7 separate regions of the Mus musculus genome follow, and all the other regions are linked to region 5. Evidence: chromatin loops called from intact Hi-C (ENCODE). Cell type or tissue: gastrocnemius. All regions are shown on one strand. Region 1 overlaps Mir99ahg (Mir99a and Mirlet7c-1 host gene (non-protein coding)). Region 2 holds the start of Usp25 (ubiquitin specific peptidase 25). Region 3 overlaps Mir99ahg (Mir99a and Mirlet7c-1 host gene (non-protein coding)). Region 4 overlaps Mir99ahg (Mir99a and Mirlet7c-1 host gene (non-protein coding)). Region 5 holds the start of Mir99ahg (Mir99a and Mirlet7c-1 host gene (non-protein coding)). Region 6 holds the start of 9430053O09Rik (a long non-coding RNA gene). Region 7 has its middle 5.9 kb from the start of Mir99a.

Region 1 (4,000 bases), 110 kb after region 5:
AATAAATAAATTCTCATGAATATTTATGTGACAAACAGAGTGAAGTCCTCAGACACAGAAATGTAAATTCAGGCCTATCCCTCAATGGCCCAGAACTTACATGCCTTCAGATTTTTGTCAATCTGAAAACTACTTCATTTAGCCATTCATGCTCTTCCTCAGTATGTAAACACACCTAAGATGTCTAGCATACCATATGTAAGCACCTAGATACTGTCAGATTGTGTAACATTACAATACCCACTCGCCAGACTGTCAAGGTTGAATCTCTAGACCTTGCCTTTTTGTAATATAGGTTTTTTTTATTTATTTACTGCATAGCTCTAAATACAAACCAAACACATCATCCTTGAGAGCTAAATAAATAAAACAATAGTTTTTGGAAATGTAGAAATCATTGTCTTGGATAAGCCAAGGCAACCTCGGTTGGACTTCGTGCAAACCTTTTCAAGTTGGATTGGATTCAGTTTCCCAGTTCTCGCTATGGGGCTGTTGCTTTAGCATCCATCCCACTTCCCAACCATCTGTTTCTTCTGGGAATCAGTCTAGAGCAGGGCGCAGGGCAGCTTACAGCATGGTGAAGGTGTCAGGTACTTATGAGTAATTCCAGGTACCCACCATAAAAGGGAAGCACAAGGACAGAGTGTAAGCGTCTAGAAATGTGTATAAACCTCACTTGACTTTGTGATTTTGTACATATTGACTCGAATAATACACTATGGGTGTCTTCATATCTAATATCTATATATCTATATATCTATATATCTATATCTATATCTATCTGTCTATCTATATATATGTATATCTATATATTTGCTCTTTATATCTCGTTAGATATAAAAGTATCAGTAAATGACCACTCTGACAGAGTTAGGGGCGCCTCATGGTCAGAGGAGCATTGAGTTTGCACTTTCCAGTGTCGTATGGGTCATTACAGGGCAGATCTGATCAACATTAACATGTGTTTCTCAATTCCTGGAGCATCAAGAATGACAATGAGGTTGCATAATTATATCTGCAAAGGAACTTACAGTTTGATTAAGAAGCTTCTCTTCCCTTTCCTTGAGAAAATTGCTAAATATTCACGTGGAAACCCTCAGAATAGCAAGCAGACATATTTGAATGCTAACGAGGATATCAATAGAATTGAATTTGTAGGTGCTAGAATCCTACATCCTTTTATTCGAACTCGTGTGTTCCCTCCTACTGTTTAGCTTGATGGAGCATTTTCTTATGGTGCTCATAGAGAATTTATGAGGGAGATACCTAGTAAAAGACGAATTTGTCTATCCAGTATGATTTTCCATGAAAATTCTGAACACTTGCACTTAGAAATTGTGTATGTATACTCTCATAAAAAAGTGAAAGGTCTTAAATCCACAGTAATGAATTTCTTTCAATATTTATGCTGAGAGCCTACTTCTAATAAACAGCCATCTATTTTCAAGCTCTTACCAGAGAAAATAGCCTGTTCTCATAGTTAGGAGTAGGACATGCAAACAAGACTTTTTAACCTTGAAAGCCTCGCAAAGTGTGATTTGAACACGATGGCAATAAAAGAGTTTTAGTTAATTTATCTCTAAGGCATTGTTCCTTCTTTTAGAACCAGAGGTTCCTAAGACCTCACCCACACAAACTCATTGTTTCCCTGTGCTGGGGACAAGCAGGAACATGCTTTGTATTATTAAATTGTTGTTACTGCCCTCTAGTGGCAACAACTAATCCTTGTTCTTATTCCACCTCTGTCTGAGCCATGGAAATTCAGGACATAAAGAGCAAGCCAGAGCTTGTGTATCGCAGGGAGTTATATAGCAAACACAACCTCATATCGTCTAATTCAGGAGCCTGTTCAATGAATAATCTAAGTCCGTGTATGGAGACAAAGGGGTGGAGGTTTCATCCATGTATCTGATTGACACATCTTGTGAAGACGCACCAAATTCAAATATTACTTTTCAAAGGACACAGTTCTCTCTTCACATGCTTGAATGCAGGTGGTTTACCGTATGCTCAAAAAACTGACTCTCAAAGATTTAAGATAGTGTAGACCAGATGTGCTCAAAAGTTACAATGTATACTTTATGTTGGGGATCTATCCAGATTCGGGGCTGTAAGAGCTAGAATTCCTAACTCACTGATGGTGATGATCTCTGGCCGTTCACGGTCAGCAATAGTTTGACTAGCTAGAACCTTGGGTAGTTTATCAGAGAAATCTCAGAAATGAAGACCTCTCGCAGACTACTTTTTTTATTGTGCAATTAACTCATACTATGAGGAAGTACTCCTTTTAATTGGTAATATATATATGTTTACTCCCTACCTTGTATGCAACCTCAGGAGGAAACTAAGCAAACTGAAGCTTAGACATCATATCTTGTGTATACACGCGTAGAATCATTAGTACACTTGCACAGTCAGAGAAGTGTTCATGGTTCCTATAAGAAGTAAATGACCTGAAATAAAACATATTTATACGTTAAAAGAAAGTAATTACAGTTTTGCATTACATATAGGACATAGTGAGCACTAAATGTCAGCATTGCCAATAAGTATCGCAGAGTAAATTTATAGGCGCATATAAGCATGTGCTCTGGATTCCTTCAGTACAGAGACAATTTTGACATTTCCATAAAAGAAACTTAATATATGAACCCATGAAAGGTGTTACCTTGAGGTTTGACCGAAGGATAAAATAAATAGGAAGTCAGAGACTGATTCTGTAATAAAATTCAGTTGAGTGTGGGAAACATGAAGAATGATATTAAAGAAAAGCTGGGATTATTTACTTTTCTCTTTTACTACGGCCTTGAACCAAGAGCAGATGGGAAGGAAAATGTGTAGAGTTTAACATCCAATTCACATCATGCCACAGCACATATAAACCATATGAACATGAAAGGGCAAAGACCCTGGGTAAACTTAATAAGGTTTTGAGCATTCTGTGGAGGAAATGGACCATAAAATATCTATTGTTTCGCAAACAAATCATATTGCACATGCTTGCATTCTGTGATCATTGTGCCATCAATAACTTTATGTAGCTTGAAAGCTGTGTGGCGTCCATAGTTTGTGATGCATTATTAAAGTGAGAGATATATTCATACGTCTAAAGTTTTAACTAAAAGGAAAAGGTTGATGATGTAGTTGGAGGAAAAGGCATGCATTAACCTGAAAACATTCCTTTCATACAGTTGGTCTCTACGTTTGTATGAGTTGATACGTCTTCAATTTTGAAACTAAGGTTTAATGCTTTCTCTGGAGTGCACTAAATTTCAATTGATGGTGTATCGCTATTGAACTTTCAGAGTAACAAGTAACATATTTAGAAAGATTTCAAAATAAAGAGCTGCTGTAACGAACCAAAGTTGGCATTGATCACTAAATATGTGCACTGTCAATAAAATGTTTTAATTCTCTTTCTGAAAATTCTTTCTTCTTATGGTGTTTTATAAATGAAAGTAATTTCTATCACTCTGCAGTTTTGGTAACCAGACTTGCATGTTAGACGAAGAGCAACAGGAAGATTTGAAGCCAGTGCTGTCTATCAAGCACAGGCTGCACAATGAAGTCTATGAATACGATTATTAGACTTTATTTAATGGATGATGGAATTCAGACTGATGCAGTAATAAAAGGATGAAGGAATTGCTGAATTCTGTACCTAAAAAATGCATTTCTAGTGTCTCGTAGCAACAAAAGCCTGACATTCGGGGCATAGACACAAAAGGGAAGTGAGAACCATATACTTGCACATTTACATTCATAGCAGCATTATTTACAATAATTCCCTAGAAAGAAAAAATCCCAAATGATCACTGAGGAAAAAAGGTGGTATATATATATACTTGAATATTATTCAGCCTTAAATAAGAGTGAATGTCCTGTTAACATTCTTCATATGAAGGATCCTTGCTCGCATAATGCTATTAAAAAAAAGCCAGAAACAGGAAGAGAAATATTGTAATAGTATCACCGTCTGGGGTCAATAGAATAGGCAAAT
Region 2 (4,000 bases), 320 kb before region 5:
ATCTTTTTAAAAAAGAAACACATATAAGTTAACCTACAAATAAGTTATCTCAAAATCATATACTTGGACAATTGACAGTGTGCCAAAAATCATTGAATGAGTAAGAAATCTTCAGAAATGAGCTGGAAATTAAATCTCTAGGTGGGCTATTAAACTTTTATCTACTAGGTAGGTACTAAAGATTTTAAAACTAAGACTAAATAATGAAACTCTGGGGAATTATTGTACTACCAAATTCCTGAAGTTAAAGTTGAATATCTGGCAATAGATTTAAAAAAAAACCATTGTAATAGTTTTTTCACATTAATTTTTAACTTTTTAAAAGCAGTGGTCCTGAAGATCAAATGTGTAGCTATGTGCTTCCATGCTTACTACTAGTGAGCAGTATCTCAAATCTCAGGTAATTTTTGTACTTTTGAATGGAAGAAAATGACCTTGTAAAACTCTCTCCCCTGTGGAGAATCACAAAGCTACTCTGTGAATGAGAAGTTACAGCGCTGAGGTCTCTAACTGTGGAAACGTAGCTCTGAGGTCCATTCTCAGACACGTGCTCTCCGGGTCTGTGTTCTCATAAACAGCATGTGCTCTGGAATTCTTGCAGTATCCATAAAATTCCTCACCTCCAATCATTTCACAACCTTTGTAGTCAAGGATTTAGGACCATGAATGAAGTCAAAATTTAAAATTTGTCAAACGAACATGACAAATACAAGGAAGGAATCACAAAAGAGGGTTGAAGACATCCCAAAGGAAGATTAGATGTGGTTATAAAGTACAAAGAGTTATTACAAGACTTTTTCCGAGTTATTATGATGATATAAGACCTGGTATTTCTTGGATTCTTTACCAAGCCTGCTTTTCTTGCCGTGGATTAAATTACAGTCTAACTTGTATGTGCACTGTATTATTGTATTTGTAACCCTGTGCTCATTAATCTACCCTCCCCTGGGTCTCGGTCTTACTCTGTCCCTAGTTTAGCTGGTGCAATTGAAGATATTTTACTTCCAGGTTTCTTACTTACTGTTAGGCTTTTCCTCCAATTCCGTTTACAGTAGACTATTCCACATACGGTAGTTAATCGTTTGTTTAATTTGGCAACAGGGATATTAGAATTATGCATCATCTAGGCAGTGATTCTTTCATAATGTTGTTTGCCTTATGTCTATTCATTTAGATTCTCTTCAGTAAATAAACCTTAAATCCCCAGTCTAGCAGTGACTGTCACACATTCCAGTGCATGAAATAAACACAGAATGTCAGTCCTGATGTATGTAACGAATAGTTGAGAAAAGTACAGTCCAGAAGGACTTCTAACAGCGTTCTGCTTATTTGACTTTTTTCTTCCAGCAGGTTCATGGCTTGTGAAATTCCTAGAAAGGCTTGGGTGACATAGGAAATAGCTGGAGTTCTGGGCCCGCCCAGGTTTTGGGACATTACAGGTATGGAAGGACGTTGATTGTTTTGGAGACCGTTAGACAGGAAGGTGATCTGGTATACCGTCCTATGGCTCTAGCCTCGACTGGGGGTCGGGGGGTCGCAATGTCAGAGTTTAGCAAGAGCCTTAAATGGTGCACAGTAACCTGCAGGATGGGCGGTTCTGGCCGTCCAGCCCGCGCGCTGAGAGGAGCTTAGACGGAGGGCGGGGCCCACCAGGGGGCGGGGCAGCAACACAGCCCCTCCTTCCGCTCCCGCGGGTCACAATGTAGGGTTAGGACGGGTGGGGCGGGGCAGAGCGGGGGCGGGGCAGGAGGGCGGGGCGGGGGCGGTGACCGCGGCGAGGGAGGGGCTGGAGGCGGAGTCGCGGCGGCCGGAGGACAGCGCCATTCCGGGTGGCCGCTCCCTCCGTCCGCTTGCCGCCGGCCCGCAGTGGTCCCCCCGGAGCGGTCAGGCGAAGCTGAGTGCGAACGCGTGACGCGGCCCGGCTTGATCGTGCTCTCCGTCGCCTGCGCCCATGGGCCGGGCCGCCGCGGCTCAGCGGCGCTGAGGATCGGGGCGCAGAGGACCTGAGGCGGCCGCGGTGGCGCTCTCCGGTAGCGTCTCGCCGCTTGCCCGCGGGGCCCGCGTTCGCCCGCCGCCATCGCCTTCGCGCCCGGCTGGCGGGGGCGCCGTCCTCCCGGGCCGTCCGCGTCGCTGCCCCGGGCCCGGTAGAGCGCGACAGGCGGGGCCGCCGCGGGGGCCATGACCGTGGAGCAGAATGTGCTGCAGCAGAGCGCGGCGCAGAAGGTGAGGCGCGGGCTGGTCGCCGCTCCTCGACGGGCCGCGTGGCCTCCCGGCCGGCCGGGCCACTCCGGGAGCGTCGCGCTCGGTCCCGCGGGGCTGCGTGCGGAGCGGGGTGTGCAGTAGTGAGAGGCTTCGCGTCCACTCCCTTCTGCGGATTGCTCTCCCAGAACCGACGGCGCCGCGTCCCCAGAGTGACCCCCGCATTCCTCCAGTACTCACTCTGCCAGGCTTTGTAATTAAACTTTCTTCTCCTTCGCTTCCTTTTCCAGTCCCTTTTCTTCTGCAAGAATGTCACTTGTCACCCCTTTTGGACAGTTTCTCTTTCGGAGGTCTTATTGTGCCAGGCCTGCTGTTCTGGGGAAAAAAAAACCGGACCTCCCCAAAACGAATTACCTGTCTTCCAGGGCAGGTACATCGCATCGACCCAGGGTGGAATCTGTACAAGTAGAGTGTTTGGTTGGTTATTCTTTCTTTTCTTTATTTTATTCTCTCTTGGATCTAGAAAGTATCTCGCGCGTAAGGAGACCTTTATGGCTGTTACTCAAATCTTTTGTCCCCTAAGTTTGACCTTGCTCTCTTGTTCGTTCTTTACTCTAGCATCAGTTTCACGCAGAGTTAGGGGGGTCATCACATATTGTTTCTCGAACAGTATCTTGCTAGTTCTAGGTTTTACTTTAAGAATCTTTAAAAGCTCCAGCATAGCTTGCTCCATGTCCTGAAGAGCAGACGGTCATTACTTGTTCTGCCCTCCCCCCTCCCCCCTTATTGGTGTGAAAAGCATTTTGAGCACCGGGGAAATGTTGGCTTAGTTGAATTCTAATTGTAGGAGCAATTAGGTATACAGTGAACAGCCAGAGCCTCCTTTGGCTCATCGGTGTGAGTAATGGATGCCACACCCTGCTGTAGTTTTGACACTAGGTACTTGCTGTAAAGCCTACCTGTGCTTGTCTTTAAAGTGAGGCCTGTTGTACTAAAAAATAGACCAATACCTTCAAACAGCCCCCCCCCCCCGTTTTTTTCTTTTTGTCATTAAAATAGTTTTAGCATTTTATGTTCCTTGAGATAACCAAAGATGTCAGAGAATGTTGGAAAGTAGGGATAGTGCATTGTTATTTTAGACACTTTGGTTAAAGTTGGTTTTGGAGCCTATTTTAGTCTATGCTTCTTGCACATTGAGACGATTATGGTGAACTGTGATGTAGTTTGTAATGTGGCAGAAGAATTCAAGACTGAATAACAATAACGAAGAAAACAGTTGGCCTCCCAATTCTGTATGTTGTTCCTAGAACACTATAATCTTTAGATGTTGATGTTGAATGTGTGCTGTAGTTTTGGTTGGAAGGTCATGGGATCTTTGGCATGTTAAGCAATAGGCTCAGTAGCATTTTCTTTATACTCATTTTGCATTTTAAAACGTCTTTATCTCAAAGTGGGAAAAGTTGCTGTCTTTTTTGCTTCTCTTAAACTTCAAGATTGCAAGGACTTTATGGGTTTTGTCTTTCGTTTTGACTAAACCACTTCTTTGCATAGTCAGATAACTACCTTGATGGCTCAGAACTGTATACATAAGTCTGTAGAATCAAGAATCAAATTACTGAAAGTTAACTTTGTTTTCTAGTCCAATATTCATGCTTAATAAGCCTCCTCTCCCCTAAGAGAATATTCTCTAATTCAAAATATTAACATTGTGATGCTGTTTTTAGCATGTGTTGAGTATGTTAAATCATTTCACTGATAATTGGTGAATGCTTTTAGAGCAACATCATATATTTTTGTACAC
Region 3 (4,000 bases), 170 kb after region 5:
GGCGTATATTCCTAGTAACTGGCTCTTTCAGTGTGAGTGTACTCCAAAGATCTGGTAGTTCATTGACACTCAGGATCTTTTCCACATCTTATATGAAGAAATAACATTGCTTACTAAGTAAAATGTACATAATTTTGTGCTGAGATCACTCAGTCAATAGAGTGTTTGCCACATATAATCAGGAAGACATAAGCTCATATGCCAGCATCCACATGTAAAGCTAGGCATGGTTTAATCCTAGCTCTGGGAAGGCAAAGTCAAGATGGTACCCGAGATTTGCTAGCTATCTCATAGACTAGAATCTGTGACCTTCGTAAATCAGTGAGACCTTGTTTTAAAAATAAGGTGGAGCATGACTTAGGAAACACTCAAAGTCCACTATTAATCTCCAAATACATAAACACACAGGTGCACATACAAATGAACACGAACATGTGTGTACATAGCACCCATGTAACAAATAAAGTGAATGTCTGGCTAGATTCAGCTAGTAGAAAAAGCACTCAGAACTGCAAAGATGAAACAACGCACAGAAAAGCAATCCCAGGCACACTTACAGTGCGTTTCAGAACTATGTCATTGGTGCTCACCACATTCAGATTAAAATTCGTTCCCTTAAATATTAGTTATTTCTTCATGATTTAACAATGAAAGCTAAAGTCAACACAAAGGATGCTGGCTTTCTTCCTCAGGGTTTCACAGTCTACCAGGAGTAAAAATACTTAGTTGTAGTATATATATATATATATATATATATATATATATATATATATATATATAGTAGCTCATCTCATAGCTTCTCTCTCTCAACACAAAGAAGGATTTACTGACTAATGTTCCCCACATGGCCAGAGGTGCCCATCTATTTTTTGTGCAGTTAATCTTAATTATCAAATCCAGTCCTCCTAATTTTGATAATTGTAATATTGGCCTTCCTCTGGCTTTCTTCTCATTGAATTTTTGCTCTATGCTACCAATGGACACGTTTTAGTCTTCGACGGTCATTGATGAGATTTCAAGCCTTGAAGTAGTTAAGTAATTGGAAATTTAAGGAAAGTGAATTGGGTTGCTTTGTGCTTTGGGTTGCATGTGCCTTTGCATGTAGAGTGCTTTACTTCATGGTTGCTTCTGAAGGAACTTTCTAAAAGTGGAGGAGACGACCGAGGAGACATTATTGAGTCTTGGTATAACCCCAGTTTTCCATCTTGGATGGTGGAAGGTGTTGAACAGGAACAGGCAGAAACCAGCCTCGCTCCTAAAGTTTCAGTAAAGCACGCTGCTATTGCTACACTTCACTGCTAATTTCAACATGTTAGAAAACTTTCAAAGCAAAACAGTTCGGAAGCCTCACTTTCAAATCCCAACTCTCTCCCTGGGTGTAAAATTAACACTCTTATTTTTCAGAGATTATAAAAAGAAAAACCACTTTCTGGTGACCGGATCAAAAGCCGAGAAGCAAACAATCTCTGTTAACCATGAGGTGCAGGGTTAAATTTTTCTTTCCACTGATAAATCCCACCCCGGAACAGATTTCAGCAAGGCAGCTCGCAAAGCTCACGGGTGAACCACACAGGCCATGTGGGTGCCGAACTCAGAGCCGGAAAGCAAACAGCTGCTGTAGCCTGATTTGAGTTAAAATAGTGTGAGTGTTTAGTCTGGCGCACGGCTTCGGGGGAGATTGGCAGCTGGGTCAAACAAAGTCCTTCCGTTGGCTCCCTTCCCGGGCTGCTCTGCTAGTATTTAGTGGGTCCTAGTGCTGTGTAGGGCCCTTTTCTCAGGCAAAATTCTAACATCTGACCGCACCCTCCTCTCTTTGCTATTTAAAAAAAGAAAGAAAGAAAGAAAGAAAGAAAGAAAGAAAGAAAGAAAGAAAGAAAGAAAGAAAGAAAGAAAGAAAGAAAGAAAGAAAGAAAGAAAGAGGGGAAAGAAAGGGAGGGATAAAGAGGAAAAAATAGCTGTGCTCCTGCTTCTTTCGTTCTAAGATAAATTCTCCCGGAGACAACCTCTCCCACTAATTGTGTGTTAGCCATGAATTTTATCTCAAGAGCTGACGCACTGCGCTCTCAACTGGTGTTGAAAAGCAGCCTGTTACAGTGTGGGATTCATAAAAGGGCCTCTATGGTGTGTGAGAAAGAATATCTGTGTGCCTAGGCAGGAAACTTTTTGATCTACAGAAAAGCCAGAAGACATCTAGGTAAGACTTCGGGATCAGACCTGCTTTGGTGGGTGGGGGTGGGGGTGGGGGGGTGTCCAAGTTTGTCAGTGAAATTGGCCCATACAAGAGATGCAAGTTTACAGGGTGTGTGTGCTTCCTTCTGTGGAAGTTGAAATGTACCGAAGATTGCTTACTTATTTTTGTTCGCTTATTGAAAACTTGAATCAGGAGTCTGTAGTCGGTCTTTCGACGTTTTCGTTTTCTGTGATTGAACTGATCGCAATAGATATTGTTTGATCCCCAGAGAAATCTTTGCAAAGTGACACAGAAAGAAAAACATTCCGGGCGAAGAAAATAGACAAGTTTTAAAGAGGAATTGTTTGAACCTTAGAGGGCAGGAGATGGTGCATTCGGCAAACGTGGGTCTGAGTACTGAAAAAAGAAAAGAAAAAGTTTAATGATGTTTTGGAAGGAATATTAAGTAAGTTGTCTTTGTCTCTTACTTTTTAATTTTAGTGGCTCATTTAGCCTGTTGGGTCACATTTTTTTGAGAGTACTGAAGGCTGCCATGAATCCCTAATGAGGCCCCTTTGCACATGATTTTGGCCAATTGCCAAAATCAACTTCCCAGCGGCAAGCTTTCTCTCAAAGAACCTGGAGCAATTTTTTATATATACATATATTAGAAATCATGTTTGAAAGCCGCCACAACCAGTTGTATAGGCATGTCAAAAGTGACTTTATACAGTAAATATGAAATAAACCTTCAGGTTTGTTTTTTTTTTCTTGCTTTCTCATATTGTCATTGTGGAATCTTTGCCTGTTGCTGCCTAAATTGTGATAGAATAAGAATAATCTGAAATAAGAAGATTTAAGGACATTTTTTTCCTCTTCAGCATACCAGAATAGGAGTCCTGTCTTAACTGAGCAATATACACTATGGAGAGATCCTTCAAAACCCGTCGGGACGAATAACAGATGAATTCATAAAACTGTTCATCTCTGTAAGTAACATCCTGTTAACAGAAGTTTTGTATATAGAATTAAGTTTAATATTGACTTAAGTGAGGTCTTTGTGTATATTAGAATACCTTAGTGTTTGGGGATTTTTTGTTTGTTTTGTTGTTATTGTTAATATTTATTACATAATTTTAAAAGATTATGTGGTACCTTGATGCCTTTAACAAATCTTTTCATAGAAATGTTTGGTTTGTAAACATGTCTGAATGATGAAATAACTGTATTTAAGTGCTTCCCCATAAGATAAAGGCTGAGTTTTCATAAAAGAAGGCAAGAAGGTCAAGGAGCAGATTTTAAATCTGATGTTCCCACACCTGAATTCTGTCATGGGAGCTATTATATAATTTTATATGATAAGGTTTTTTTTTGAGCTACATTTACAAGTTGCAATAAGATAGCCTACTTATTAGATGGTAACAATTTTAGATTTTATGAGCGATTTTAACCAGTAACTTAAGACATTAGACACCTTTAGTGTGCAAAGCAGTTCTGAAGTTCAGGCAGTGGATGAAAGTGTCTCTAGTGTCTTAAAGCAATCTTTGTATCTCCACCACCACACATGATTTTTGCCCCCTGTGATACAGTAATCTACTTAATGCACGAGTTTGATCTTAGTTACATTTGTATTTTCCGTTTGCCATGCCAATGAGAATCAGATGAATTACCAGTTAGTAGAAATGAGAATTAGAACTACCTTAATTGGTATGCTTATCACATACTTATAACTCTGCCAGCTTCCTCTTGATATGCTGTAGCACATTGTTCACTTGGGTGTAGAACAAACTCAAATTAGAATTTTAAAAAATATATTATGATTACCTTTGG
Region 4 (4,000 bases), 71 kb after region 5:
AGTCAGCTTGTGTTGATATCCAGCATACTACAGGATGGGGTAAATTCTAACTGTTCTAAAACTGCAAAGTCCAGAACTTTGGCTTTTGGACAGCAACTTTCTCTTATAACTCATATGTGTTAAAAGCAAAGGGCATAGCTTTCTCATGCACTTAATGGTTTTCTACTTTTAAGGAGAATATATTAGATGATGTGATGTTTAGCATAAAACCAACTTTCCTGTTTGAAAACTTTGTCAAAGTCCTGTCACTAAAACTTGTGGAGAAGAATTCTTTGAACTATCAATAACAAGCCCCAGAAACTGCAACTGATATCTGCATAGACTGAGCAAAGAGATACGGTATTTATTTAAACTGGGTGGCATAATAATTTATATAGTTTTACTAGTTGAGTGGCTGAGAAGTCATCGTTTTCTTTTTAGCTTGACTCTTGCTGTAAGGGAGGTGTGTTGTGTAAGAGAACTTGTGTGTTTCCATTTTCTGAAATATAGCTAAGAGGATTTCAAGACATTCAGTGATAGAGTCTTGTTACATTTTTGTCAAATTAGGTTTATTTGGAAACATCACCTTTAAACAGAAGTCGTGGTTCTTTGAGGAAGGCAGCTAAAGAGGTTGATATCCGGTAACCTGGAGCTGCATTTGTGGAGAACTTTGGCATTGCTGTCCTTTTCTTTAGGAAAGTAACACTGGGAACCTGGAGCTGATAGGACCAGGATGCTAATTAGAATGCAAACTACAAACTTTATATCCTGAAAAGAGACCAGAGCATGCTGAGGCAGTCTAAAAAATCTGAAGGATGGATGTAGATGAGATTTCAAACTTTTTACTTGCTAAGTTAGTATCAAATTGAAGCTCAAATATATCAATACTTTTTAAGTTAAAAAAATACTAAGTTTTCTTCAGGATCTACTGGAAGACTTTCTATATCTTTCTTGTTTCTTTTTTCTTCTTCCTTCCTTCCTTCCTTCCTTCCTTCCTTCCTTCCTTCCTTCCTCTTCTTCCTCCTCTTCTTCCTCCTCCTCTTTCTTTTTCTCTTCTTGATGAAATAAATGATCCATACTAGAATCTAATAGTGGTAAATATAAAAGAAGTACTGGTTTAAAACAGACTGCAGGATGTAACACAGCCACTCTGTGGGTTGTAAGTCTTTTGTTGTTGTTGTTCTTTTGTTCAGTAATTGATTACACCAGCACCCCCGCCCCTTAACCCACCTTAAAGGGCAAGCAGAAATTCATGTTTTCATTCATCAGCCCATCCCTCTGAAACGCGTTCGATATTAAGACAGTTTGCAAGGAGCAAGAGCGGAGGAAACAAGAGCCTACAGCTAGGCAGCAGCAAGGTTAGAAGATACACGTGAGATTGCCTGCAATAACTCAGGGGCTTGATTCTGTCCAGTATTTGCATGGAGTTAGCAAGTTAATTAGGGAAAGACGCTGTTCTTCGTGTGCCCTTTTGAGATATCTGTGCCTCTGTAGCTCGTGTGGTGTCATAAAACTATGGGAAAGTCTTCCCAGCTGTTTGACACGACCTGGGAAAATTGAAACATTGATACTGCCTGAAGGTTTTTGCAGCAATGTAGTGCAGCAGAGGCTGACTTGGCGCTCTGGAAGATTTGCTGAGGATATCAGAATGTTTCTTTTGTCTTTGTGTCCACTCCCATCCCCCGCTTTCCCACGTGATCAGGTGCCAGTTAGAAAGTTGCTAGGGGAAGACCGTGGTGTTGGGATGAGGGGGAGAGATTTAGCGCAGAAGGAGTTAGATGGCAGAATTCCCACGAAGGCCGGCGAAGGATGAAAAAGATAAAGAAATCTTTTTTTTTTTTCTCCCTCTGAACCAGAGGATTCTCTGCATGACTTCCTCACTGTTGGCGCGATGAGCTTTCAGGCTGCGATTTTATTAACGATTCATATGGAGATGGAGGGCAGCTAGGAGGAGCAGATTCTCACATAAACTTGATCTGTCCATGAATGCGCTCCTCTGTTTGCCCTGACCCTGGATGGCTTAAGACACTGCCTGTGAGGCCAGTGTGCAGACACAAAGGAAGAAATGAAAAGCAGGCACATTCCAGGACTCTGCACAAAGGAACCCAACAGTTTCTAGCCTTCTCCCCAGAGAGGGTGTTATCTGCATGCAGCCAAAAACATTTGAAATGTTTATTTGTGAACCTTCAGTTTTAACAATCCAGGCGAAGTCCCTTCAGCAACCATCTATCAAGTTGTTTTGCTGTGTTTTAAGTTCTGTTTCTCTGCACTTGGTGAAGCTGGGTATTTCACGAAGGGGGCATTTTCTAAAGTTAAGCTTCAGGAGTCACGGCCTTACATTGTCTTTATTGGATCTCTGGGTGGTTGCTTTGCCAAAGGTGTCCTTTCTAAGCTGCACAGAGCCAGAAAATATTTTAAAGCTGAGTTTGACTGTGTGAGACATCTCGATACTGAAGCTCTGAGTGAATTTATACTGAGTGAAATCAATGCACACACGGAGGTGATGTGAGTTCCCAGGCCTGTCCATCACTGTGTTCAGGAGCATAGATCTAAGTGTGACATTAGGAGAAAAATGGAAGAAGGAAGCAGAGAGAAAAATTGAGTGGGATAAAAGAGTCAAGGAAACTAGGGACTTTGTGACTTCTATAACCATCACCAGCTCACTGTATCCTGTAGCATGTGTGTCAGGATAGTGACAAGGTTTACAAACTATCTTTGTGTAACAATGTATACCAGGATTATTGCTGAACAAACATGTTGCCTGGAACGATAATATCTTTAGGTTTAAGGGACTGAAAACTCTATGTGCTTCAAGGTATTCCTGCATTGAACTACACGGTTCCATAGATGCTCAAAAATTAGGATCTTCAAATACTCAGACTTTTGAGTTTTCTATGTGTTAAAGCTGTTCAAGTTGCTTCAAACTTTTATGCTTCATTATTGAAAGAACCAGTTAAGGAGTCCAGACAAATGCCATTCATCATGACAGGGTATTCCTTTCATGTTATGTGGCTTTATTTCCATGAAATTAACTGTTGTACTTTGGCTAATTGTCAGTAATTGGGGACAAAATCGCTTCATTGTTTCCCTATGGCATGATACTAATTAGGATCTTTGTATTATTGGCTCAGTCATGTTTGGTATTTTACCTTCTATATTAAGTCAATGATAAATAGTACTGAAAGCATATTTTAAGGAAATCCATGAGATAAAATGCTTCAATTAATAGCTAAACAAGCCTTTTAAGTAGTCTACCATAAGTTAACTTGAAAACATTGACATTAAAGGAAGTTTTTGTTGGAGATTTTGTTGATTTCCTCAAATAGTAACTAATTTTTCTGATTTGAATGGAATCCTGGTCAAATCATTTTTAAGATATCACAGTCCCCACTCTCCACCTGTGTGGTTATATGCATTCCCATTATTCTGTTTGTGAAAATAATAGAGAAGTTAGGATTGCTGCAAGGAGTTTTGTGGCATAAGAGAGGGCTGAGAGAACTTGTTTTCATCTGAATTCATGATGAGTAAACTGATGTTCTTAAAATACACCTCTGCTTTCCTGCTTTATTGCTTGTTTCTTCCATATAACAATATAATTCAAGGCACCGTATTTCATGCAAAATATATCCAATTAGTTTAAATAAGAAAATCTTAGTTTGTAAATTTGTTTTCACCCCAAGAAACTGGGAGAAGTAGCTTAAACTAGTTTTGGGAGAGAGGCCATGGAAAGTTTTCAAAATCTTGAAGTGAGATTTAATGTTAATTGGAGTATTCCACTAGTCTGGGTTTCACTGAAGTTATCAAAGACAGTGGTTTTTGCTCCATAAGAGAATCTCCTCCTGCTCTGAGCCCCTTGTGAGTTTTGTCAGTTAGAAAAGTTTTCTAACTTGAAAAATAATCTTTTTGCAGATTTTTCTTTTTTTTCTAACAGACTTTTTTTTACCAATCAAGTGCCAATTTGCAGTTCACAACCTGCTCGGTTTGTTTCCAACGTGTCCATAATGCATAAGTTGAAACTGTT
Region 5 (4,000 bases):
ACAGGCATGAGGGAGTCACAGAAAGATCTCAAACATGTTTTATTTATTTATTTATTTTTTGTTTTCTAAAACTTATTCAGAGGCGATATACAGACCAATCAATGACGCATATTTCACATTTGAGAAAGTGGAAACCCCAGTTTCTGCACTCAGTCTCACCCAGAGCTAACTTTACCACTTATATTCTCTGTTTCTGTACTTTCAAAAAGTCTGCTCTACCTATTAGAAAGCATTATTTAGCTGCTAATCTTATAATTTGTTCATTTTAATTTGTCTATGTTTTGTTTTATATCAGATAACAGCTGATTAAAGCTAATTCAGTTTTGCTAATTCGAAGATGGTCGAGGCAGATGAAAGATCAGCATCTAAAGGAATTTCCCAGGCAGGCCTCGCATGCCTGTGCAGTTACTTAGTAAATAGGGTGAAGGATGGAGTGTTGGGCATCTATCTCTATCTCTGAGTGACAGCTACTGGGAGAGGGAGGGTGTCTAATCTAATCACTGTAGAAACATGAGCATTTTAATTTGGTTGGATCATTCAAAGAAAGGGTTTGCTTTGAAGTACAATTACTTGATACTTCCTTGTCACAAATTTGATAATGATACCTATCCTTGTAAAGTGTTTTTGAAGACTACGAAGATGTAATGCATAAAACGCAGATAGAGTTTTGCAATATTACATTTTTTTTTCTTAGCACGTCATAGCTTTTCTTATGAATTCCCAGTTAAAAATGTACTAAAATGAAGAAGCGCTTTTTCGGAACTGGAGGAAATTGTAACTAATATAGTTCTGAAAATAAGAGAATTCGTGAAGTTAATTTTGCATGGAATCTCACCCGGGGTTAGCAGGCTAGGCTGTATCCTCAAAGTGAGGTCAGTTCCTTAGCTACGGAGAACTTTGTCGATAGTTGCATCAAAATTAATTAATTAAAATTAATTTTACATTAAAATTCTTTAAAAGTCTCAAGGAAAACCATACTACTGCCTATGCTTAGCCATGTGATACAAGGGATATGTATGCTGGTAATCATGTGAGTGTCTACATGAGCTCTTTTGTCATTTCCACATCTGCAGGCACATAATATAAAGAAAACATGTTACTATTCTGTCCTGAACGCTGTTTGATTTAATGTGAAAAAGTATTGTTTTAAATTCACTGAGTCAAGCAATACCTACTCAGAAAGAACACTAGGGGGTTACCTTCGGTTTACTTTACATCTTTAGCACATTTACTATTAAAAAATATTTCTAGAATGCAGTGTCTGCTCGGCTTAGGTTATCTAAGCTGTAATAAGTAGCCTTGGGACCCCTGAAGGCACACCCCACACACTTATGCTGTGTGACCTCGGGTCACAAGTAATGGCTGCAAGCTAATTGATTGAGAAAGGCTTGTCTGGCAGGGCCCCTTTTGCGTCCTGCCTGTACATTCCGAAGTTCTGTGAAAAGAGGCACTAGCGCTCAGCCACGCAAGGCAGGAAAACAGAGGAAGTTTTCGCATTCTGACTGCAGCCTGAGTTCCCCGGAGCAAGGCTGCTTCTCTCCACCCACTCCTCACCAAGAACTCCTGAACTTGAGAGTGGACGACTTCAAAGCTAGCTCTCACAGACTCACCTGGAAAAGAGTTCAGCTGCGCGTTCATTGAACCGAGAGGCCAGATCACCTATGTGAGGCGGTGGGAACCATATGGAGATTTATATTAGAACTTCAGCAAAGTGCACAGCTGCAGCCGGCAGAAGCCAGCTCTCGGGCTGACAGGCAAATGAACCAGATCGTGGACGGGGCCTCTGGGTGGCAGCTCCGGCCTTTTGGTTGTTGGACAACTATAGTCAGAACTGAAATGGAACAGGGGCAGGAGAAATAACACACTTTTACTCCACGCAACTGTTGCTTTCACATGGTGAGTGCAGATTTAAGATGTTGCTCAAATATTCTTTCTGGGTTGTAATACAAGTTAAGAAATCTGCTCTGCTTTTTGGGGGGTGGGGGGAGAAACAAGCCATCAAGAATACTTAGAAATTCCGAAGCTCTGTGGCTTTGTCTCTGCTTCATTTCACGTGATACTTGCAATCTGAGAGAAAAAAAAAAAACTCGTAGCGTCCAGTCTGTTCTTTCTCTTCCAGATTTTCTTTTGTTTAAGTCCTGCTTTTCTGCAACCAGAGTCAATATTGATTTAGGCAAATCAAATGTGGCTGGGATGAGGAAGAAGGGGGAGTCAGGATATGTGTAAACATTGCATTTAGTCCAACTTCTGTGTCACTGGGCGCTGGCTTCATGATTTGGTGCCTTATCTCAGGAATAAGTCCTATGGAAAGAGCTTTGCATTCCTGGCCAGGAGAAGGGTCAGGGCCCGTGTTTAGCAGCCAGCCAGCCAGCCAGTGAGAATTGCTGTTGCTCCCTCTTATTTTTAATATAAAATAGTTAAGAAAGTACATCTTCATGCATTGAAAACTAAGTGTGCTTTGATTTCCCAAGTCCCTTCCCAGTGGTTTATGTGTCTTATCCCTGGGAAGGATTCTTTAAAAGTCCTTGAGCAACAGCGTGCAAACTTCTTTTGTTCCTGCTGATCCTGTTTGCTCACGTTGTGTGCTATCGACTTTGCACACATTTCTTTTTGAAGAATCATGTTGCAGTAATGCAGAGCAGTTTTTGTTTGTTTGTTTGTTTGTTTGTTTCAGTGCAAATACCTTAGAAGTTAGTAAGGTCATGTTTTCTAAAATAAAACCAACCAAGCTCAACGAAAAACCTTACAGTATAAGTTGAGAATAATTCCTTGTTTAAACGTAACTAAGTCCTGTTTTAACTATGTTTTGTTGTTGTTCAAAGAAAATCTTAGCTTGCCAGCATGTCCAGGAATGTGAGCCGAGGCGACCTATTTTTCTTATTCCAACCTCTCATGTTCATAATCACATTTATAGTAAGTGCTAAAATATACTTTCTGATGTTCACCTCATTAGAAAAATCAGTTTTTGCTACCATAATATTTGCAATTGATGTTATCAAAAAATATGGAGGATCTTTATGGTCCATTTGTTGATTTGATGAAGTTTTAGGTCTACTTCAGCATCGTTTAAACATTTTCCAAAGCAGAGAGACAATTCAGTTTTGTCTACTTGTTTAAAGCACAGAACTTACATGGGGGACAGACTCCTTTTATCTGGAATCTTCTGTTTGTTAAAGTAAATTAATAAACCAAACAAAAAACCAAACAAAAGGCAGCCAGTGAGAAGCTGCAGATTTGTAGTGAAAGGGAAGGGGACTTTAAGGGTGTCGGAATGTGATTCCATTTCCGAGGTAATTTTGTAGCATTTCTTAGCTGCCTTTGCAAACTTTATGGAAACCTGTTAACCGCTGGCAGCCCTGAGCCCTAGGTTTGCATTTTGAACGGAGATTATGCACAGGAAAGACAAGTTCGTCCTGTCATGTGACCTGAGCTGCCTTATCAAAGCAAAATATGGCAGCCGCATTCTTTCCTGAGAGAACGAAGTTCATTATGTCCTTGCCACCTGTTACGTTCACTCTTTGTCCTTGTGGCCACACAGTTCCTGCTTGTTCCTGCTGCCAGAAAGGGATTTTCCTTTTAAGAGAGAAAACCAATGATTTTTTTTTTTCATTTACATGTTTTGAAAAATTGTGTTCTTTCCCCACAAAGCACCCGGAATATATTTCATAAGGCCTTTTGTTAAGTTGATGTGAATAGCAAGAAAATGTGTGTATTGTTTTGAAAGCCTTGTACGTCTCCTGATAAATAAAGCAAAGGTGTAGCTAAGGATTTATGAAAAAGATGGACCTTCTGAAGATTATGATTGAGGAAAAAAATGCATTCCTTATTATTTCCTCCAAACCAATTAAAAAACTAGAAGTACAAAAGGCAACTTCATTATTACTATTTTTTTCAAGCACAGCTCAGAAAGTCAGCATGGTAGAGAGAGGGCCTCCAAAAGAATGTGGTTCCCTCTGGAAGTGGGTGAATTGCAAGGAACAAAAGATAGAAAGTGCTGCAT
Region 6 (4,000 bases), 92 kb after region 5:
TGAGGGCATGTATGCCTTTGCTCCCTTCACTCAGACAACATGTAAGTAAACTCACTGCATTTGAATTATTCACTGCAGGGTTTACAATAAGAAATTTATCTGGTAAATTGAAAAGACCTCAATTAAGAAGCATGCACAAACTCACACTCATACACAGTCATATACACACATGCATGCTATGGGTAACTGTAAAACAAGAGATAGTCCATCAGAGCTTAAGAGAGAGAGGGCAGCCTGGTTTCCAGCAGAAGATGACTAGCAGGCAGAACCTCGTAGCTTTCCCTTAACACAGGGCAGTTACTTCGGTTAACTTAGAAAAAGAATGGAAAATACAAAGCATGTGATTTCCAGGAATAGATAAACCCAGACTCACTGCTTAAAAATTAATTGCAGATGGGTTTATATTCCGAGTTTTTTTTTTATGGTGCCTGAATATTTATAAAGTACATGGTTTGCTTTTCAGTTAATTTAAAAACTGACCTTTGTACAAATAGAAAGGAAAGCATTTTTTTTTTTTGCATCTAGAAATAAAATGTACAGAGGTCAAATGAAACTATTTTCATTTAAGCTAGAACAAAGAAGCTAAAGGAAACAAAATATCTGGTCAAACATGTACCTGTGTTCAACCCTCACAGAATGCTAACCAGAATCTAAACAAACAAAACAAAACAGAACAGAAAAAAACAAAAACACCCTCGTAAATCATTTGACCCTAGGAACTTTAAAGGAAGGAAAAATATTATCTAAGGTATAGTAAGTTTATAAAATAATAGTTACCTACTTTTGCAGCCAAAAATAAACGTGTGCTGAAAAATATGATTGTTGCATGTGCATCCCAAAGAGAATAAAAATCCATCTAACTCCTCTTTCTTCATTGGTAGAGGGAAGAAGCAGCTTTGATTGCTTTTAGGTTTCTTCCTTTCCACCCTTGCTGCCTAGTCCCTCTTCTCGCCAGTGTATCTTTATGTTAGGAGAAACAGAACACAATCCCAAGACAGACATATTCAAAATAAACACTTCCGGGGCCAGAGAGTAACAGGCTTGCTGCTTTTCTTTCTAGCTTCTTTTAATATGAGTTTATACGTTCTGCCACAAAATTCAACTTGTAAGTAATCCTGTGGTACTTCAGCCTAGATGAAAAGAATGCTCATTGTGAATTATATTTCATCTGTCACAATAACCTTTTTTATTCTGCCCTGGACCTCCCCCTTGCCTTTGGCAATTAGAGAAAATATGTATGCCTTTAAGTATGAAGTACTCGTTTCTTCAAATCCAACCAAACCACTCCTGATGACAGTCACAGACAGACAGTGCTTTCAAATCACCATGCTGGGGAGATGCACCCAAGACATCCTCAAGCTACCCAGTTTCACAAGGACACGGTGAAATTGGGCATTCGGGAATGAGCAGGTGCCATAAGTCTCATTAACATCAGCTGCTGGTGAGCAGCAAGGAAATTTTAGTTATATTTAAAAATTGAAATGCAAAAACCTTCTAGTTACTTTTTTAGTTAAATCGTGCCCGGAGACAGATATTATCAGTAATATTTACTTCAATATATTAAATCATAATGATTTTATTTGTCATTTGTACTTTCCTAAGCACAAAATAAGTTATGTGCTTTTAAGTATATTTCAACACTTCCAATTAATATTTTTGCTGATGTTTAAAGAAGGAGAGAAAGCAAAGAAAACACATTCCTTTCAGATAGAGTTTAGCAGACACTGTCATTCAGTTTAAAAATCAATGTGTTTATCCGGTTTACTTACTCTTATAAATTCACTGAAATCACCTTGAGAGGCTCAAGTTCACCTTTCTGGATTTAAGCCTGTTAAATAACAGACACCATCAAGTCGTCCCCGTAAAAGGATAACTTAGATGCTCGGCTTTATAGGGTGTAGTAAAAGTTAGCACACTTCTACCTACAAAGCTACAAAAAAGACCTTAAGACAGCTACAAAGGAAAACAGAGGACAGGAGAAAAAAAAGTTCCGTTTTCACAGCAAAACAAAAATCCCTGCTTGTACAGTATCCCAGGCAGTCTCCAGAACAGCTGGATAAAGGCATACGAATAATTTAAGCCAACACAAAATTCATCAAGTATGAAGAAAGAAAGAAGGAGAAAAAAAAAAAAACCAACTTGAGACTAAAATGAAAACCTTTTGGCCCACAGCACAGGTTGGGCACAAAAGTGCTGGCTAAGCTATCTATTTCACACATGCAACGACAGAAGGTTCGATATTCATTCGATCGATGAGTGAAAAGGCACAATGGCAAAATCAGACAGACTTCTTTTCAAATACAGATCTCCAATGTCCCCCTCCAGTCTGCAGCTGCACGGCTGGTGGTGTGGCTCAGACGGAGCAAGGGTTACATCAAGGCTGCTCTCTGGACCGTGCAAACAGTCTAGACCAATGACCTGCAGCATCATGCCCTTTGAAGAAGAGGCAAGTTCGGTCATGATGAAGAAGAATCGAGGCGTACCCCCTTTTAACAATAGGGAGCAGCTCGAGGCTGCAAAGAGGTAAGCAGGGTAAGAAGAAAACAGCATCTGCTTCCATGGTTACAGGCCAACTATGAGAACCTCGCTTTTCAAGGGAGTCTGTTCTCAGGCTCCCTTGTGGGGTGTGCTGTGCATTGTAAGAGAAGGCAGGTTCAGCTGAAATCGCAGAGTTATTTCAGAGTAAAATGATACGGAGCACATGGCTGGCGGGGGGGGGGGGGGGAGAGGAAACGAGTCACATGACTTAAGAACAAGACTTGGGCTGTTTTGAAATAGAATTTTTTTTCTTATAGCAATTTGGACAAAAAGTAAATGTGTATAATGCCGACAGCAATGGCAAACATGCTCTTAATTTCTTTAGTTTTATGTGATCAGAGGTCAAGGGTCAAGACACTCATCTCCCAGTGCAAGACCAGAAAGCCTATTGTTAGTGTAGCTTTATAATGTATCTTATTGTAAAATATTTCTTCTCTCTCTCTCTCTCTCTCTCTCTCTCTCTCTCTCTCTCTCTCTCTCTCTCTCTCCCCTCTTTCTCCTCTCTCTCCTCTCTCTCTGCCAGACTGTAACCTGGATGGTTATTTTTCTGAATGTCTCTCTGACTTTATTTTTCTCTGATGTTATAAGCAACATTTTCTCATTTTTACATTCGTTTCTGTGGCTATATCCCATTGGAAAACCTCCTAGGCTTGGGCAGAAACTTCCGTAGTACAGTGTTGGTATTTTAAGAGTGAAAGGATTCCCCTGTCTTTACAAATGTGCTCACAGACAATTCGAATCCATAGCAAATTCACAGCGTCTGACAACTGTTCTGTTCTTATTATTCTGGTTTTCGCTCGTATTTCACTCTCTCTGTCTTGCTTCAGTCACTCTGTGGGTGCAGATGTTAAGTTTTCCTTTCTGTGAAATGTGTAGCTAACATATGGACCTAAGGACATGCCAGCAGCTCTGGAACAACATTTAAGGAACATGAAATGTGGTCGATTCTGTATCTTTAGCAAGATCCACAGTAGCCACACAAAACACAGACACACACATACTAACACAGACTACACATTCTTCCTACCACAGTTCAGTGTTGAAAGAGGTCAGGTTTTGCCATTTTCCAGTTATGGGCTGTAGATATGTCGTGCCATCTATGCTTTGAGCCATAAAATAAAAATAGGGCAATGGAGAAGGAGATAGTGGTCCAAATGGTGATGCACACTGGCATCTTCAGATTTATTTCTGTAGAAGAGCGTTTTGAATTCAGTGTGCCAGCAGAAATGATTGTGTCCTTCCTAAAGAACAGGTTCTCAGCTTCTGATGTGGTAAGAAATACACAGACTCTGCTGTGGGCAAGCTATAGTGGAGCACCACGCGGACTCGAATTTAAAAATTCATTTCAAACACTCCCTCCCACAAAGCATTCTTTTGAAGCTTTAAACAACCAACTCCCATGATTCTGACAGTCTTATTCTGTTCATGGAGAAATCAGGAAAAGTGTTATCTGGTTTGTGTT
Region 7 (4,000 bases), 260 kb after region 5:
TTTTCTAGGCTTATATTTTTATTTCATTTACCTTTTTTCTATATTTCAAAGATGTATTTATTAGAAACTTTAAAACTATTTTAACTCTTTAATTTCTTTTTTATCATTTATCTATCTATTTATTTTAAACTCCAGATTGTATTAGCCTAAAACTAATGCATTCTCCCACGGCATCTTTGTGAGTGTTTATGCATGTGTGAGTGTGTGCGTGTGTGTGTGTGTGTGTGTGTGTGTGTGTGTTTGTATGTGTGTGTGTGTGTGATTACATTTGTTTTCATTTATTTCCCCTCCCTCCAAGCCACCTTAATTAACTCTTCTTTAGACTTGTCTTATACTATTCCAGTGATGTTGGGCAAAGAACATCTGGACTCTTTATTTTATCTTGGCAGCATTTTGGCTTTCAAGCTGATATTTTTAAGTGTGGGTTAGAATTCAGCTACAGTTCCTTCTGTGGTATTTGGCTATAGAAAATGGCAATTTCCTTCCTGGGGAATAGTGGTGTATGGCTTTAAACCCAGACCCTGGGAGGCAGAGGCAAACAGATCTCTGAGTTCCAGGCCAGCTTGGCCTATACAGTGAGTGTCAGGATAGCCAGGGCTACACATAGAAACCCTGTCTTGAAAAAAAAACAAAGTGGAAAGAAAAATTAAAACAGTATTGTCCCAATAATTACTGTCCCTGTGGGCCACTGTTCTTCTGATGCCATGACTGAAAAACAAACAAAAACCAAAGAGTTGAAAACAAACAAACAAACCAGCAAACACCAGTCAAAAGGTGAAGGGAATTATGGGCATGCCAGTCCTCAGTCTGTCACAGTCTCTTTCTATCTGTTTTATACATATTCTTTGGGATATATTGGTGGTATTTAATAGAAGATTTAAATAAAAATATTTATTCCATGCTCTTAAACACAAAAGTTTGCTTCTTTCTTTTTCTTTGTTTCTTTCATTTGGAATTGCGAGGCCACCATACAACTTTTATATCAGTTAATTTATGGAAGTTAAACATAAAATTGTGAAAACCTAATTAATGAGTTTTTACTGAAAGGGAATAGTTCGGATTGAGGAAAGACTTCCATAGGTAATTTATATTTAATATGCATTTCCTTTCTGTTCTTCAATATCTTCCTGCTTGTTTCATAAAGAGTTTCACCTTAATAAATTTCCTCTGGATACCAACTTAGCTACTTTACCACGGGCTTTTCTTATTTAAAAGTATTTACTGAATGACACCTCATAGGAGTCTCTAGCGCTAGTCCCCTATACCCAGTGTAAAACCTATCAAACACTAGTGCTTAATTGCCGCATAACTGAACGGTCACTACAAATTTACACTTCTCATTCTATGTCTGTCACCTATTTTGTGCATCCTGAACATACAGGGCTTTAAATATGCATTGTACAATTCTCCCTACCCAACACTCTTTAGTGCTGTGGTTAAGACTCTAGAAAACGTTGCCCAGGATTTTTCAGTCTAGGAGAAAAACAATCGCAAACTTCAGCACATGTTTAAGGTCAAGTTCTACTGTGTAGAACTTCGTGCAGTTTTCAATTACAGACAGGCCGGATTTTGTGATGTTTCCCATATGGGCATGTGATATTCACCCCTTACTGCTCCTAAAGTGACCTCGTGAATAAGATAATAACCTTTAAATCCATTGATGGGATGTTTCCGAGTTCTGACTTTCACAAATAATGTTTAGGCAAGTCGTGTTTTAACTATCAAATAATATTTAATATATGTGCATTCCTGGAGAGGGACATGGATCCATTACTCAGATAAGGCAATGAACATAATTCTAGACTTACTACAAACATAAGTGACTTTAATATACAATCACTACAAATTTTTCAATCATGTATGAAAATGTAGGTCTTCTGCATTGTCCTCTGAATTTTGACTTATATGTTAACGATGCTTGCTCTGCTACTTGGCTTAACATTCTGCTTAAGGGAATATTTAAAGATTGAATTCACTCCACTCTTGTTAGGAAGTATGGAAATGTTTGTACATGGGAAAAAAATCTCATTGCATGCTAGAATGGAAATTCACCAGGGAGGGGGAAGCTGTTCATTTTATTGCCTAAGAGCTGTTGATATGCTCCCTGAATCTTTCAAAGGCATCTTTCATGCCACACAGGCAACCCGCAGCCAGTCAGAGAACAGAAAGAACACTTCTCACATGTGTCAATCTCCGAAAACTTGCATAGCAGCTGTGCTAGGTAGTGATGGGGATTATCGCAAGACCCAATTGCAGGGGTTTGCCTGCTGGAAGAGACACCCCATCCTCTCAAGGGACCACTTTGTTGGAGATGGTAGCAATAATGCATCTCTGTTGCTAGTGGATATTGTGGCCATGTAGCACAAAATTGGTGCTAGATAAAAATCAGAAAGTAATAAAAATGCAAAAAGGAAAACTGGGAGGTTTGGTTTTGTTTCAAAGTCTTAAAGTGGGAGAATAAAACAAATGTGCTAGGCTTGTTGCGTTTACAAAAAAAAAAAAAAAAGAAAGAAAGACAAGAAAACAGATATGCCTTTAATGACGAAAACTCGCAGGGCAGGGCATTCAGTCTTCCGGTTTGAGAACCATTCGGGTGCGTTGAGAAACAAAGTTGCAAAGTAAGCATGTTCAGACCTTTATTTGCTAATTTTTTGTAGGAAAGATCTCTCTCTCTCTCTCTCTCTCTCTCTCTCTCTCTCTCTCTCTCTCTCTCTCTCTCTCTCACCCTCCCTCCCTCTCCCTCCTTCTCTCCCTCTCCCCCTCCCCTCCCTCTCCCTCTCTCCTATGAGCCAGAGTTTTCTGTGCAAATGAAACAGGCGTTGTAAGAATGAGATTCACTTTGGACCACTCTTCACATTCCAAGTCATGACTGCGTTAAGCAGCACAATCCCATCTCTGGTTGATGGGCAGAAAAAGTGGGCAGCTTGCCAGGTAGACGTTTCCATGACTCCCAGCCCCCAAAGGTGATGCGTTTTTCAGCTAATTCAATGAAGAGTGGGCTGAACTTTGGGTCTAAACGAGACAATAGCTGCCTTCGCAGTATCAGCAGAATGGTTGATGGGAATGCCTCACTCTACATTTGGCAGAGAATCATGTGACCTGACGACTGAGATTTTGTGATGGTGCCAACGGAGACTTGGAAGCAGCAAACGGCCCTGACTTTTTTCTTCTTTTCTAGCAAGGATCAGAAAATGGTGGATCTTAAGACTTGACTTTAGCCAGTCTCAGCAAGCAACTGAGCTTTGAAGCACAACCTCGTCTTTATTCTGGGCTTTTGGCAGGCCACCAGGAGGCTGTCCCTTTCACGCCTGATAAATTCGGCTGCTTATCTCTAAAGAGAGAGAGAAAAGGAAAATAATAACAGAATATTGAGGCATAACAAGTGAATCCTAAATTGTATGTGCTTTTTTTCTTTTGTTTTCTTTTCTTTCTTTCTTTTTTTTACCTTTCCTGACTGCTGTTTTGTTTTGTTTTTTAATTTTTATGTTAATATCTTTTCTTTTTCCTTTTTTTTTTCTTCTTTTGGTTACTGAAGAATTCAAGTAGTTTGGGTTATTTATGTATGTATGTATTTGGTTTATAATGAACAGGCATTTGAACTGGTCGGACAGGACGACAGAGCAGTGAGCATGAGATCATTGCAGCCGAGTAGCAAACTGGCACCCAGCCTTTTCACCCCTTCGGTTCGGGAGACGAACGTGTGCAGTCCTCGTTTCTCAAGTCAGCCTGGAAGGATTCCGGGACTCTCCCACCTTCTACCATTCTGCTGCCAGTCGGTGGCAACGATTGGTGCAGATTCTGCGCAGTGCTTTGTGCCTGGAATATGGAGAAGGAAGAGAATGAAGACAAGCCCTCTGGACCTCCTTCTCTGAGAAATACCGGGAGCCCAGAAGAAACAGAAAAAAAAAAAATCCAAAACAAAAACAAAAAACCAAACCAAACAAAAACCCTGAGCTTCTCAGTATTCGCCAGAGTGCTGAAAAATACTGATAATGATGCG

The links. Peaks named below come from ENCODE experiments on the same cell type or tissue, not always from the same donor. Only the 100,000 strongest peaks of a DNase experiment are listed, where the experiment ranks them.
Region 1: a loop joins it to region 5, with 10 times the contacts of the local background. A loop is called at or near these places in 7 of 42 quality-filtered maps.
Region 2: a loop joins it to region 5, with 3 times the contacts of the local background. A loop is called at or near these places in 3 of 42 quality-filtered maps.
Region 3: a loop joins it to region 5, with 6 times the contacts of the local background. A loop is called at or near these places in 13 of 42 quality-filtered maps.
Region 4: it touches region 5 in a loop (2.3-fold over the local background); 8 of 42 quality-filtered maps call a loop at or near these places.
Region 6: it touches region 5 in a loop (7-fold over the local background); 10 of 42 quality-filtered maps call a loop at or near these places.
Region 7: it touches region 5 in a loop (8-fold over the local background); 5 of 42 quality-filtered maps call a loop at or near these places.

The regions. Positions count from the first base shown.
Region 1 is chr16:77,442,541-77,446,540 of GRCm38, forward strand. The region is part of intron 2 of Mir99ahg (Mir99a and Mirlet7c-1 host gene (non-protein coding)); the gene reads left to right. Among named protein-coding and RNA genes, the nearest start is that of 9430053O09Rik, 24 kb to the left of the region's middle. In gastrocnemius, a CTCF peak has its summit at 1,707 (motif pointing left); DNase peaks (open chromatin) are centred at 508 and 1,684.
Region 2 is chr16:77,011,918-77,015,917 of GRCm38, forward strand. It overlaps Usp25 (ubiquitin specific peptidase 25), which reads left to right and starts at 2,152. Exons shown (of 24, transcript NM_013918.2): 1 at 2,152-2,223. The coding sequence starts at 2,179. In gastrocnemius, no CTCF peak of the experiment used is centred here; a DNase peak (open chromatin) is centred at 1,753; H3K4me3 peaks cover 2,814 bases; H3K27ac peaks cover 2,761 bases.
Region 3 is chr16:77,498,452-77,502,451 of GRCm38, forward strand. It overlaps Mir99ahg (Mir99a and Mirlet7c-1 host gene (non-protein coding)), which reads left to right. Exons shown (of 5, transcript NR_015543.3): 4 at 3,052-3,159. Among named protein-coding and RNA genes, the nearest start is that of 9430053O09Rik, 80 kb to the left of the region's middle. In gastrocnemius, no CTCF peak of the experiment used is centred here; DNase peaks (open chromatin) are centred at 1,691 and 2,761; H3K4me3 peaks cover 3,050 bases; H3K27ac peaks cover 3,095 bases.
Region 4 is chr16:77,398,721-77,402,720 of GRCm38, forward strand. All of the region lies in intron 2 of Mir99ahg (Mir99a and Mirlet7c-1 host gene (non-protein coding)), which reads left to right. It overlaps 9430053O09Rik (a long non-coding RNA gene), which reads right to left. Exons shown (of 4, transcript XR_003951960.1): 4 at 1-2,528. Among named protein-coding and RNA genes, the nearest start is that of 9430053O09Rik, 20 kb to the right of the region's middle. In gastrocnemius, no CTCF peak of the experiment used is centred here; a DNase peak (open chromatin) is centred at 1,702; H3K4me3 peaks cover 1,674 bases; H3K27ac peaks cover 2,996 bases.
Region 5 is chr16:77,327,783-77,331,782 of GRCm38, forward strand. It overlaps Mir99ahg (Mir99a and Mirlet7c-1 host gene (non-protein coding)), which reads left to right and starts at 1,546. Exons shown (of 5, transcript NR_015543.3): 1 at 1,546-1,896. In gastrocnemius, CTCF peaks have their summits at 1,145 and 1,770; DNase peaks (open chromatin) are centred at 1,500 and 1,694; H3K4me3 peaks cover 3,877 bases; H3K27ac peaks cover 3,781 bases.
Region 6 is chr16:77,419,330-77,423,329 of GRCm38, forward strand. All of the region lies in intron 2 of Mir99ahg (Mir99a and Mirlet7c-1 host gene (non-protein coding)), which reads left to right. 9430053O09Rik (a long non-coding RNA gene) reads right to left here and starts at 1,053. Exons shown (of 4, transcript XR_003951960.1): 1 at 782-1,053. In gastrocnemius, no CTCF peak of the experiment used is centred here; a DNase peak (open chromatin) is centred at 2,428; H3K4me3 peaks cover 4,000 bases; H3K27ac peaks cover 4,000 bases.
Region 7 is chr16:77,591,032-77,595,031 of GRCm38, forward strand. No RefSeq gene overlaps it. Among named protein-coding and RNA genes, the nearest start is that of Mir99a, 5.9 kb to the right of the region's middle. In gastrocnemius, no CTCF peak of the experiment used is centred here; DNase peaks (open chromatin) are centred at 2,212, 2,956, 3,234 and 3,713; H3K4me3 peaks cover 2,007 bases; H3K27ac peaks cover 2,825 bases.